Linked DNA regions of Homo sapiens: all the other regions are linked to region 2. Evidence: chromatin contacts called from ENCODE Hi-C or POLR2A ChIA-PET data. All regions are on one chromosome and are shown on one strand. The core of a region is the stretch at or near the end of the contact, and the rest is flanking DNA. Distances in the headings are between cores, read along the strand shown.

Evidence for each region. A loop is a pair of places that touch in the nucleus more often than their neighbours do. ChIA-PET counts read pairs that join two places held with the same protein, here RNA polymerase II (POLR2A). Pooled maps may share reads with other maps.
Region 1: a pooled map shows a loop between it and region 2 (9-fold over the local background). The contact joins the enhancer-like site here to the promoter of ZNF263 in region 2. A Hi-C loop is called at or near these places in 5 of 50 pooled maps. POLR2A ChIA-PET finds 5 or more read pairs at or near these places in 2 of 52 experiments (Caco-2 and activated T-cell).
Region 3: a loop to region 2 is called in a map with no recorded cell type, with 15 times the contacts of the local background. The contact joins the promoter of TRAP1 here to the promoter of ZNF263 in region 2. A Hi-C loop is called at or near these places in 3 of 37 single-sample maps with no recorded cell type and 6 of 50 pooled maps. POLR2A ChIA-PET finds 5 or more read pairs at or near these places in 2 of 52 experiments (CD4-positive, alpha-beta T cell and CD8-positive, alpha-beta memory T cell).
Region 4: a loop to region 2 is called in a pooled map, with 3 times the contacts of the local background. The contact joins the promoter of DNASE1 here to the promoter of ZNF263 in region 2. A Hi-C loop is called at or near these places in 1 of 50 pooled maps. POLR2A ChIA-PET finds 5 or more read pairs at or near these places in 3 of 52 experiments (GM12878, H1 and PC-9).

Annotation. Positions count from the first base shown.
Region 1 is chr16:3,003,408-3,006,107 of GRCh38, forward strand. No RefSeq gene overlaps it. Among named protein-coding and RNA genes, the nearest start is that of CLDN9, 8.2 kb to the right of the region's middle. RefSeq lists enhancers at 356-1,314, 461-755, 2,561-2,700 and silencers at 420-713, 461-755, 700-799, 810-899. Within about 2 kb of position 1,429, at least 13 of the 41 ENCODE cell types and tissues checked have a DNase peak (open chromatin) inside an H3K27ac peak, as active enhancers do.
Region 2 is chr16:3,282,230-3,284,929 of GRCh38, forward strand. It overlaps ZNF263 (zinc finger protein 263), which reads left to right and starts at 1,262. Exons shown (of 6, transcript NM_005741.5): 1 at 1,262-1,976. The coding sequence starts at 1,590. RefSeq lists enhancers at 235-740, 851-1,040, 1,751-2,254 and a silencer at 1,411-1,570.
Region 3 is chr16:3,716,180-3,718,879 of GRCh38, forward strand. It overlaps TRAP1 (TNF receptor associated protein 1), which reads right to left and starts at 1,345. Exons shown (of 18, transcript NM_016292.3): 1 at 1,242-1,345. The coding sequence starts at 1,329. RefSeq lists silencers at 946-1,065, 1,086-1,695.
Region 4 is chr16:3,653,241-3,655,940 of GRCh38, forward strand. DNASE1 (deoxyribonuclease 1) reads left to right here and starts at 1,451. Exons shown (of 9, transcript NM_005223.4): 1 at 1,451-1,804; 2 at 2,133-2,280; 3 at 2,609-2,697. The coding sequence starts at 2,134. It overlaps LOC124903631 (a long non-coding RNA gene), which reads right to left. Exons shown (of 2, transcript XR_007064954.1): 2 at 1-2,700. RefSeq lists enhancers at 1,628-2,155, 2,156-2,683.

The DNA.
Region 1 (2,700 bases), core at 179-2,678, 280 kb before region 2:
CCTGGCCAACATGGCGAAACCCCGTCTCTACTAAAAACACAAAAATTAGCCGGGCATGGTGGCGGGCGCCCGTAATCCCATCTGCTCAGGAGGCTGAGGCAGGAGACTCGTTTGAACCAGGAGGCGGAGGTTGCAGCTGAGACTGCGCCAATGCACTCCAGCCTGGGGGATAGAGCGAGACTCCGTCTAAAAAAAATTTTTTTTTTAAATTTAAAGACCATAATAATTAGCCGGGTGTGGTGGCGTGCACCTGTAGTCCCGGCTACTTGGGGAGGCTGAGGCGGGAGAACTGCTTTAGTCCGGCAGGTCGAGGCTTCACTGAGCCAAGACCGCGCCACTGCAATGTAGCCTGGGCGCCAGAGTGAGGGGCTCAGTCCCCAAAAAAGCCACCTAAAAAACAAACAAAAAAAAAATTGGTGAGGCGCCGCGCCTCGGTGTCGCAGCGAATCCGCAGATCCTCAAGCCAGGTGGGGGCGCCCACTGCGCGTGTGCAGCGCCTGATAGCCAGGCTAGCTGAGGGCGGGGAGCAGCTGCGGCACCTGGGACACAGCGATTGGCTGGGACCAGGAGAGGGCGGGAAGAAGAACTTGGCGGAGCGCGCTCATATCTCTGATTGGCTGCCAAGGGTAGCCCTTGACAGCTGCCGGGTGGGACCCGTAGACCGCGAGCGCACTGGCCCGTGATTGGTTGGGGTGCGGCGGCGAGCATCTGCGATTGGCTGGGCCGCTCGGAGTGCGGCGCTTGGCCACCTCCCGAGGTACCAGGTCACGGCTGGCGGCGCGCTCTGGGGCCCTGGGCTGGCGGCCGCAACCGGGGTGGCGGCCGCAGCCAAGCTGGCGGCGCGGCTGCCCCGCTCCAGCTCGCACCCGCGGCTCGCCCGCGCCCGCGCCCACTCGCGATTGGGCCGGGCCCGCTCGACGCTGCCGCCCACCCCGCTGCCCCCGCCGTCCCTGCCGCACCCGCCGTTGCCCGGCCTGCCGCCCGGCCTGAGCCCCGGGCCGCCGACGCCCTCCGCTCTCGCCCTGGCCGAGCTGCCACCGCTGCCCGCGCTCCCGCTGCGGCCCGAGCCGCTGGCGCCCTGGGGCCCCGGCGCGCATCTGGCACTGCCCGAGCTGCCGCCCGAAGCCTGCTCACCCGCGCTCTCCGCCGCCGTGCTCGCACTGCAGGACCTGCCGCGCCTGCCCGCGCCCGCGCGCTCCGCCCGCGCTCCTACCGCTGCTTCCGCTGCCCGTGTCCGCCGTCGCCTCAGCCCCTGGGCCCGTGGGCGCGCTCGTCCGCCCGCCCCTGGTCTCCGAGCCGCCGCCGCATCCGCTTCCGCCGCTGCCCGCGCGACCCTCTCCCTTCAGCCTGCTGACGGCCCCCGAGACCCGCGACCCATGGCTGCTGTCCGCCTTTCCCCTGCCACCGCCCGTGCCCCTGTCCCCGCATTTCTTCCTGTCGCCGCCCTGCTGACCTGGCCCCTCCCGCGGCGGGTGAGTAGGCAGCCCCCGACAGGGCCAGTGCCCGTAGCCACCTTCCCCGGGCATGGATTCAGAGGACGGGGGTTAGAGCCCAGTTTGGGGAAGAGAGAAGGAGAATCGGAAGCAGCTCAGGTTTGGTAGAGAAAGGAGCGAGTCTGAAAATAGACTTGTCTAAAGATTCGGGTCTTCCATTTTCCCCTGCTGCCCTCCAGCAGGCCTCTTGCTAGGTTATTTGAGAATGTAACCCGTCCCCTGGGCTGATAACCTGGCTAGTGATCAGGGCAGCGGGCGGGGCCCACAGCACGTGTCCAAGGAAATGGGGATCAAGGGTATGAAAACAAAAGTTTAAAGTGCTGGGCCGGGCGCGGTGGCTCCCGCCTATAATCCCAGCACTTTGGGAGGCTGAGGCTGGCGGATCACCTGAGGTCAGGAGTTTGAGACCAGCCTGACCAACATGGAGAAACCCTGTCTCTACTAAAAATACAAAATTAGCCGGGCGTGGTGGCACATGCCTGTAATCCCAGCTACTCGGGAGGCTGAGGCAGGAGAATCGCTTGAACCCGGGAGGCGGAGGTTGGGGTGAGCCGAGATGGTGCCATTGCACTCCAGCCTAGGCAACAAGAGCTAAACTCCGTCTCAAAAAAAAAAAAAAAAGTTTAAAGTGCTTTAACTATATCCAAATATTTCATTTCTCTTATAAATAAAGGGTCTGGATGCCATGGCTAAGGCCATCCTCAGTGTATGGCTCTTGAAAATTCTGATCCTGCCGCAAAAGTCTTTTTTTTTTTTTTTTTTTTTTTGAGACGGAGTTTCGTTCTTGTTGCCCAGGCTGGAGTGCAATGGCATAATCTCGGCTCACCACAGCCTCCGCCTCCTGGGTTCAAGCGATTCTCCTGCCTCAGCCTCCTGAGTAGCTGAGTTTACAGGCATGCGCCACCACGCCCAGCTAATTTTCTATTTTTAGTAGAGACGGGGTTTCTCCATTTTGGTCAGGCTGGTCTCAAACTCCAGACCTCAGGTGATCCGCCCGTCTCCCAAACTGCTGGGATTACAGGCATAAGCCACTGCGCCCGGCCTTTGAAAAGTCTTCAGAAGTCAAATTTTCAACTGAAACAGATCCAGGGGTCGGGCTGGCTGTGCGCACCAGGGAAGCAGTGGTGGGGATCGATACTGGACCCAAGGGTCACATGCAAGGGCTGTGAAGTCATCCCCATGGGACAGGAGAGCTTCCCCCACCCCC
Region 2 (2,700 bases), core at 12-2,511:
AAATATCAGTACTCTTTTCACTTAGTCATCACAAACCCCTTTAATCCCATATTACCCTCTACTATCATGGTAGCCTCACCTTTGACGACAGACTAGCTGTGTGACCCAAGTAAATGACTTCAGTGCCACCACCTGTAGGAAGGGGCTGCTAATAGCATCTGCTTCATACTAACGTGTTTTCAGGATCGATCTGCATATAAACGCTCAATACACGGTAACTGATTGTCACATTCTATCCCAGGACGCTTCCATTTGCGGATCTCATGGCCCGGAGGACCTGGGCCGCCTCACAACTGGGCAGCCCCGCTCACCGACACAAAGCCCACAACCGCGCCCAATAGGGAATCGGCCCTGCGGCCCTCCTGCCACTCGCCCCCAACTATCACAGTCCACGGCGGAGCTGGAGGCAGATCCCGCCCTTGCAGGGCTGGGTAAGAGACTGAAACTTGGAGAATGAACTGCAGGCGCTGCACATCTCGGGCAGATTTAAAATTCGGTCTAAAATCGGAAGCAGGTGCCGCGAACCCAGACCCGAGCGCTCCTCTGGGACGTCCAGCCGCAGAAGCGAGCCCAAAGCCCAGCAGGGTTCTCCGCGGGACTCGGGGTTTCAGAACCGCCGGGCTCTTGGGCGCTCGCCCAGGGCGCACGCGCAGTCGCGAGGCCGCGCCGCGGACTGCATCTCCCAGCAGGCCCCGCGCAGCAGGCCACGCGGCGCCACTGACTGGGCGGGCGGCTAGCTCCCTGGCCTCCCCGACATGCCGAGGAGCCCCTGGCTTCCGGAGCCGACGAGGCCGCAGGGGCCAATGGGACCATCTTCAGCCAGCCCAGAGTAGCCGAAGCGGGTGGGGCCTGGCTTGGGAAAGGATTCATCCGGGGAAGCTGATTAACAATTCAGATTTCCGGGTCTCACCCCGACACTGACGCACTGGAGAGCGCGTGGCCCTGGGATCTGCGTTTTCCCAAGCGCTCCGGAGTAATTCTAACCCAGGTTGCCCGCCAGTCACAACGACCTCAGGCTTGTTTTCTTCGCTTGGATCCAGCTGCCCTGCCCCCAGTCACTCCCAGAATTTCAGGGCGCGCCCCGTGGCCCCGCCTCTCGTCTCCAATTGGTCCCTCGCTCATCCAGTCCCCGTAGGCCAATCTTCCCTTCTCATTGGTAGGCGGTGAGTGTGTGGAGAAACCTGACCTAATGGGCGCTGGAGTTCGCAAAACGTGACCCGGAAATTGGTCACGAGCAGGCGCCGTGGGCTTGTGGACGCCTAACTTGCGCGCTGAGATTTCCGGCGTGGGAGCAGAGGTCTGAGTCTTGCGTGGGTCCTCTATATAGGGTGAGAAGCGTGGCGCTCGGTTCCTGCCTCGGGGAAGTCCTGGCGCAGATGGGCCACGGGGCCGGCGTGGCGGCGCCTGGGACCGACTGAGGCCTAGGCGCCGGAGCCGGCCGCGCCTGGGCTGGAGCGGGGCTCCTCGGCCTGGACTGGGAGCCCCCGGCCCCGGGCTCCTGCTGGCGCCGTCCAACCTTACATGGGTTCAGGGCGCCTTCGTAGGCGGGCACGGCTGGTTTCGGGCTAAGGCGCTCTGGAGACCTGACGATGGCGTCGGGCCCGGGCTCCCAGGAACGGGAAGGGCTCCTGATAGTGAAGCTGGAGGAGGACTGCGCCTGGAGCCAGGAGCTGCCCCCACCTGACCCAGGACCGAGCCCCGAGGCCTCCCACTTGCGCTTCAGACGGTTCCGCTTCCAAGAGGCAGCTGGTCCCCGGGAAGCCCTCAGCCGGCTCCAAGAGCTTTGCCATGGGTGGCTTCGGCCTGAGATGCGCACGAAGGAGCAGATCTTGGAGCTGCTGGTGTTAGAGCAGTTCCTGACCATCCTGCCCCAGGAGATCCAGAGCAGGGTGCAGGAGCTGCATCCGGAGAGCGGCGAAGAAGCGGTGACCCTTGTGGAGGATATGCAGAGAGAGCTTGGGAGACTGAGACAACAGGTGAGAGAGAGAGAGAGCTGTTTTATCTGTGGTTTGTTTAGCCCTGAGCACTGGGACATTGCGCCCCCGGTCGAATTCAAGTAAATTGCCCTGAGTAGACCTTACGTGGGGAAGAGGACTTGTGATTTAACCTGGAACACTCATCCTCCAGATTTTCCCCCAAATGAACGAAAGCAGTGAAGAGTGCCCTGTTTCCACGCGGAGGCGGTGTCCCTGCAACAGTTAGTGTTAGCCATGGAGTTAGATCGCCAGCGTTCAAATCCTCAATCTGCTAGTACTAGCTTTGTTACTTTGGCAAGTTACTTGATCTCTTTCGGCCTGTTTTCCTATTCGTAAAATGAGGATATTAACATACTTTCTAGGGCTTAGAGGGAGAGCAGCATGTAAAGTTGTGAACACTACTAGCTTATGAGTGCTTAGTACTTGTTACCTGTTGTTATGTTAGGGTCCACGGTCTGGTCTTCTCTGCAAAGCTGGGCCTCCGTTAATTGTGAACTTTGAAAGATAATTTGGCACCGAGGCCCTGAGGTCATTGGTCCCCAGGGCTACCCCAATTTAGCCTATCCTATAGTGAGGAATAGAAGCACCTAGAAAAGGTGGGGAGAGCAAAAGGGAGTGAGGTGTATCTTAAGAGCTGTGTGGGGAAGGTGTGCTCTGGGAGTGGGCCCTTTCCCTAACCCCTCCCCCTGCACATGGGATCAAAAAAGCCTTTAGTGTAAACCAT
Region 3 (2,700 bases), core at 95-2,594, 430 kb after region 2:
TTTGAAAAGACATAAGATTCAGCGTTGAAGAAAATACCTTTGGAATAGGCAGTCTTGATGCCTGCTAAAGGGGATATAAATTGATAAGGCCTTTTTGGACAATTTGGCAGTATCTGCTAACATTTCAAAAATGCATAGGCTCTGAAATATCAATTCTAAAATTCTAATTATGTAAGGCTAAAGAAATACCGCACGTGAACAAATATTTAAGTACTCACCCATTCTATGCAGCATTGTAATAAAAAGTAAAACCTGAAATAACCTTTATTGCGTCCACTAATAGGACAATGTTTAAACAAATGACACGTCCATCATACAGAATACTGTGTGGTCACTGGAAGGCACATGGACCTGTATACACTGACATGAAAAGATGTGGAAAGAATGCTGGGAGCGTTAAAATTTTCTGAAGTACAACGTAGCACAATGCATACATGGTTTAGGCTTTTTAGAATAAAAAATACTTATACGCAGACATTTATATTTACACGTATAACACTGTGTACAGCCCCGAAGCAATGCCGAAACTTTCACTGTTGTTACCTCCGAGTGGGGACTGGGAAAGCAGAGGTTAGGGTCGTTCTCTCTGTTTTACAAACATTTATTGGCGCATCCATCAATTCCAGGCCCCGAGGACACAGCTGCGTCAACGACATCGAGTCCACCTGCTCTGGGGACCCGGATGACTGCTATAGGTTTTGTTCACTGTGGCGTCCCCAGAACCTGCACGGCGCCGGGCACTGAGCGGGCGCTCACATGTGCGTCCAATGAACGAATTAACAAATGAACCCTCAGTGCGCTACTGGGAGGCGGGGAGGGGTAAAGCACGATCCATGGAACTAGCACGATCACCCCGAGTGAGTCCATTCCCCGCAACATGCACCCGCAAAGACTCCGCGCTCCGCAGCGGCTCCACCTGCACGTGCGCTACCTGACTGGACCGAAGCTCCAGGAGGGACGACCCCGCAGCCGCTCCGCCCGACCCCGCGACCCCCCAAGACCCAGCCTCCTTCAGGGCTCCCATGGGCGGGTGGCGAGGGGAGTCCAGCCGAGGAAAAGGCAGCCAAGCTGGAGCTGGCGAGGAGCGGAGCGAAAGTAAACGCGTCTGCCGCGCTTGGCCTCGCCGGACCTCCCACGCCTGTGAAGCAGGTGCCGGCGCCTCGCTCCCCGGAGCACAGGGACGTCCCTGCCGTCTCCGTGGCCCGGCCCGCCCGCTGCCCGTCCAGCCAGGACGCCCTCACCTCCCGGCACGGCCGCCAGCGCCGGCGCCCGCAGCAAAGGCCGCAGGCGGCGGCCCCACAGCAGCAGCGCCCGCAGCTCGCGCGCCATGTCGTACTCCCAGAGCGCCGCGCGCAGCCACGCGGGACCGTACACGATGGGAAGGGGCGGGACGGGGCTGCGCGGGGCGGGGCTTCCTCGGGCGCGGGGCGGTGACGTCACGGCGGGCGCCGGGCTGTCCGGGCAGCTGCCTGCTCGGGCGCGTGGCGGGGTACTACCCGTCTCGTGGACGGTCGGGCCTGGGGGTGGGACCTCCGTGACCTTGGATCGCGTTGTCAAGGGCGACGGGCCTTGCGCGCGGAGGTGGGGGAGGTGGCCCCGCCGCCCCCGGCCCACGCTGGCCGGCTGCGCCTAGCTGTGCGCATTCCTGGAATGGGGCGGATGTCAGTATCCACGCGAGGGTGTGGAGGCGACGCTGGGGAAGAAGCAGTTCCCGTGTCTGCGACCTTTGTGAATCCCGGCCATCCGTCTAGGCCGCTGCAAGTCTCTTGCAAACCAAGACTGGACAAAAAGCTAAAGCGAATGAGGAAGGGGATTCCAGGCTTGACTGGCTACTACTCCAAAACCTGAACCCAGTGACCAATACCACCAGGAAAACTGCGGTTATTCGTTTATTCCACTTCTCTTGTCCTTGTCGAGAAGAGTCAAACTCTAAAGTATTTAGAAGGTTATTCTGAGCCAAATATGAGTGTGCATGGAGGGAGGCACAGTCTCAAAAGGTCCTGAGAACTTGGCCCAAGGTGCTTGGGTTACAGCTTGCTTGGTTTTATACATTTTAGAGAGACATAAGACATCAGTCAATGCATGTAAGACATAGGTTGGTTCCGTGTGGAAAGGCAGGACAACTCAAAGGGTGAAATACTTAGAGGTCATAGGTGGATTCAGATACTTTCTGATTGGCAATTGGTTAAAAGAGTTGAGTTCTGGTTGGGCGCGGTGGCTCACGCCTGTAATCCTAGCACTTTGGGAGGCTGAGGTGGGCGGACTGCCTGCGGTCAGGAGTCCGAGACCAGCCTGGCCAACATGGTGAAAACCCATCATCTCTACTAAGATACAAAAAATTAGCTGGGCAAGGTGGCACGTGCCTGTAGTCCCAGCTCCTGGGGAGGCTGAGGCGGAAGAATAGCGTGAACCCGGGAGGCTGCGGTTGCAGTGAGCCGAGATCGTGCCACTTGCACTGCAGCCTGGGCGACAGAGCTGTGACTCCGTCTCAAAAAAAAAAAAAAAAGAAAACAAAAAAAAGAAAAAAAAGAGTTGAGTTATACAGACCTGGAATCAATAAAAAGAGTGTCTGGGTGAAGATAAGGGGTTGTGGGCACGAGCACGGTGACTCACACCTGTAATCCCAACACTTTGGGATGCCGAGGTGGGCGAATTGCTTGAGGTCAGGAGTTGGAGAGCAGCGTGGGCAACATGGTGAGA
Region 4 (2,700 bases), core at 201-2,700, 370 kb after region 2:
CATCCCCCAACCGCCCGGAGCCTCCAGGAGGCGCAAGGTCCTACTGACTCCCTGACTTCAGACGTCCAGTCTCCGGAATTTTGAGAGGATCCATTTCTGTTATTTTAAGCAACCAAACTTGTGGTAGTTTCACCAGTCTCAGGAAATGAATACGAATGGAAAGTCAAAGATTCCAAGAAATGAGTGGCGGGGTGCGGTGGCTCACACTTGTAATCCCAGCATTTGCGGGAAGATTGCTTGGGCTCAGGACTTGGAGACCTTGTGTCTGTGAGAAACTTAAAAAATAGGCTGGGTGCGATGGCTCACGCCTGTAATCCCAGCACTTTGGGAGGCCGAGGCAGGCGGATCACAAGGTCACGAGTTTGAGACCAGTGTGACCAACATGGTGAAACCCTGTCTCTACTAAAAATACAAAAATTAGCCGGGTGTGGTGGTGCGTGCCTGTAATCCCAGCTACTCGGGAGGCTGAGGCAGAAGAATTGCTTGAACCCAGGAAGCAGAGGTTGCAGTGAGCCGAGATAGTATTACTGCACTCCAGGCTGGGCAGCAGAGCAAGATTCCGCCTCAAAAAAAAAAAAAAAAAAAAAAAAAAAAAAAAAAACTGAGCATGGTAGCATGCACCTGTGGTCCTGGCTACGCCGGAGGATTGCCTGAAGCCAGGAGTTCAAGACCAGTCTGGACAAAAGAGCAAGACCCCATCTCTACCAAAAAAATTTAAAAATTAGCCAGGCATGGTGCCGTACCCATAGTCTTAGCTACTCAGGAGGCTGAGGAGGGAGGATTATCTGAGCCCTGGCGGTTGAGGCTATAATGAGCCATGATTGTGCCACTGCACTCCAGCCTTGGCAACACAGTGTGAGACCCTGTCTCAAAAACAATAAAAACCCAAAACAAAAGAACCAAGAAATTACTGGACCTGAGGCCTGGCCTTTAGCTGCTGCCCTGCCCTTGTGACCTGGTCACTCGGGATCCCCTGGGCCTAAACACACAGCCTATTGTCTACCTCAAGAAGGCTCCCCACTGCTTGGCTGGCAATTGGGGTGGGCTTTGCAGGCCCCACCTGTCCTGGCCCCACGGCGCTGGTGCTGCAGGCCCCCACCACTGCTTGTTCCGAGCTCCCCAGCCTCCTGCAGAGTTGCCTGCACCTGATGGCGATGAATCAGGAAGGCAGGCGTGTCCTGGGCCACAGAGCAGTCATGGCTGTCAGCCACCAGGGGGCTCCATTTGCAACTTTGGATGTGGCTTTGGCCTCTTTGTCCAAAGTGACCTTGGGGCCCCCAGACAAGAGACAGGGAGACTGGAGCCCAGCCCCACCCTCCCGCACATACCTGGCCCATCCCTGCCCTATCCTGGAAGATGGGGGCCACCACACGTGCAAGGGACACGGGATAGGAACCTTTGGCCTTGTTATCAGACATTTTAAAACTAAGTGCAAACGTGATTATCAGGTGCAGTTTTTACAGCAGCAAGAAACCTGTGCTTACAGAAAGAAACACGTGCTAGCAACCCACCTATGCGGAAAGCCACACAGAGCCATTGTTTTCTGCACTCTCAGGTGACGGCTCACATTTGCCCCAGGGAAGGTCACAGCTGCCTGAACTTTTAAAACTCCCAGACACGCACTGCCTGTGCAGGATCCGGAGCCCAGCAGCACTGCCAGGGCCTTGAAGTGCTTCTTCAGAGACCTTTCTTCATAGACTACTTTTTTTTCTTTAAGCAGCAAAAGGAGAAAATTGTCATCAAAGGATATTCCAGATTCTTGACAGCATTCTCGTCATCTCTGAGGACATCACCATCATCTCAGGTGAGCACCAGGTGGAGTGCCTCTGGGTGACTGGCCGGTTTGGAGCAGGGAGGGAGGCTTAGAGTCTCATCCTCCAGCAGCGAGTGAGGCGGAGGCTCCAGCGTCCCTCCCGGGCGGGTTTTCTGGTGGATGGAGGAGTGACTCGGGGTCCTCTACGTGGTGCCAGCTGTTTGGCTTTCTGGACGTTGTAGGAAAGGGTTTCCCCCGCCTGCGTCCCCCTGACCTTGAGCTCCACCAGCCCCTGCCAGCTGGGCTCCAGAAGGCTGGAGTGCTGTGGCAGGGATGACGTCTCACTTCTGTTATGTCTCTGTGCCCTGTGCTCTCCCAGGATGAGGGGCATGAAGCTGCTGGGGGCGCTGCTGGCACTGGCGGCCCTACTGCAGGGGGCCGTGTCCCTGAAGATCGCAGCCTTCAACATCCAGACATTTGGGGAGACCAAGATGTCCAATGCCACCCTCGTCAGCTACATTGTGCAGGTGAGGCCAGGGCAGCCTCCCCCCAAAAGCAGAGGAGCTCTGGAGTCTAGGGCTGGTGGGCAGGGCCAGCCCTATGGAGCCACAGGGTGTCGGGTGTGGGGTACTGAGCACCACTGCTCCCAGCACGGTGGAACAGGCTCTTGGCTGTGGACCAAGGTCCTCATCCCTGCTGTGCTGTCCCTGGCTGGCAGCAGGAGCCCAGGCAGAAACATGAGGCTGCGGTTAAACCGAGCAATGCCACGAGCATCAGCTGTGGCTCCCTTTGTGGCGCTGTAGGGTCCCTGGGTGGCACCAGCCCTGCTCAGCACCACTGTGGCCCTGCCCCCAGATCCTGAGCCGCTATGACATCGCCCTGGTCCAGGAGGTCAGAGACAGCCACCTGACTGCCGTGGGGAAGCTGCTGGACAACCTCAATCAGTG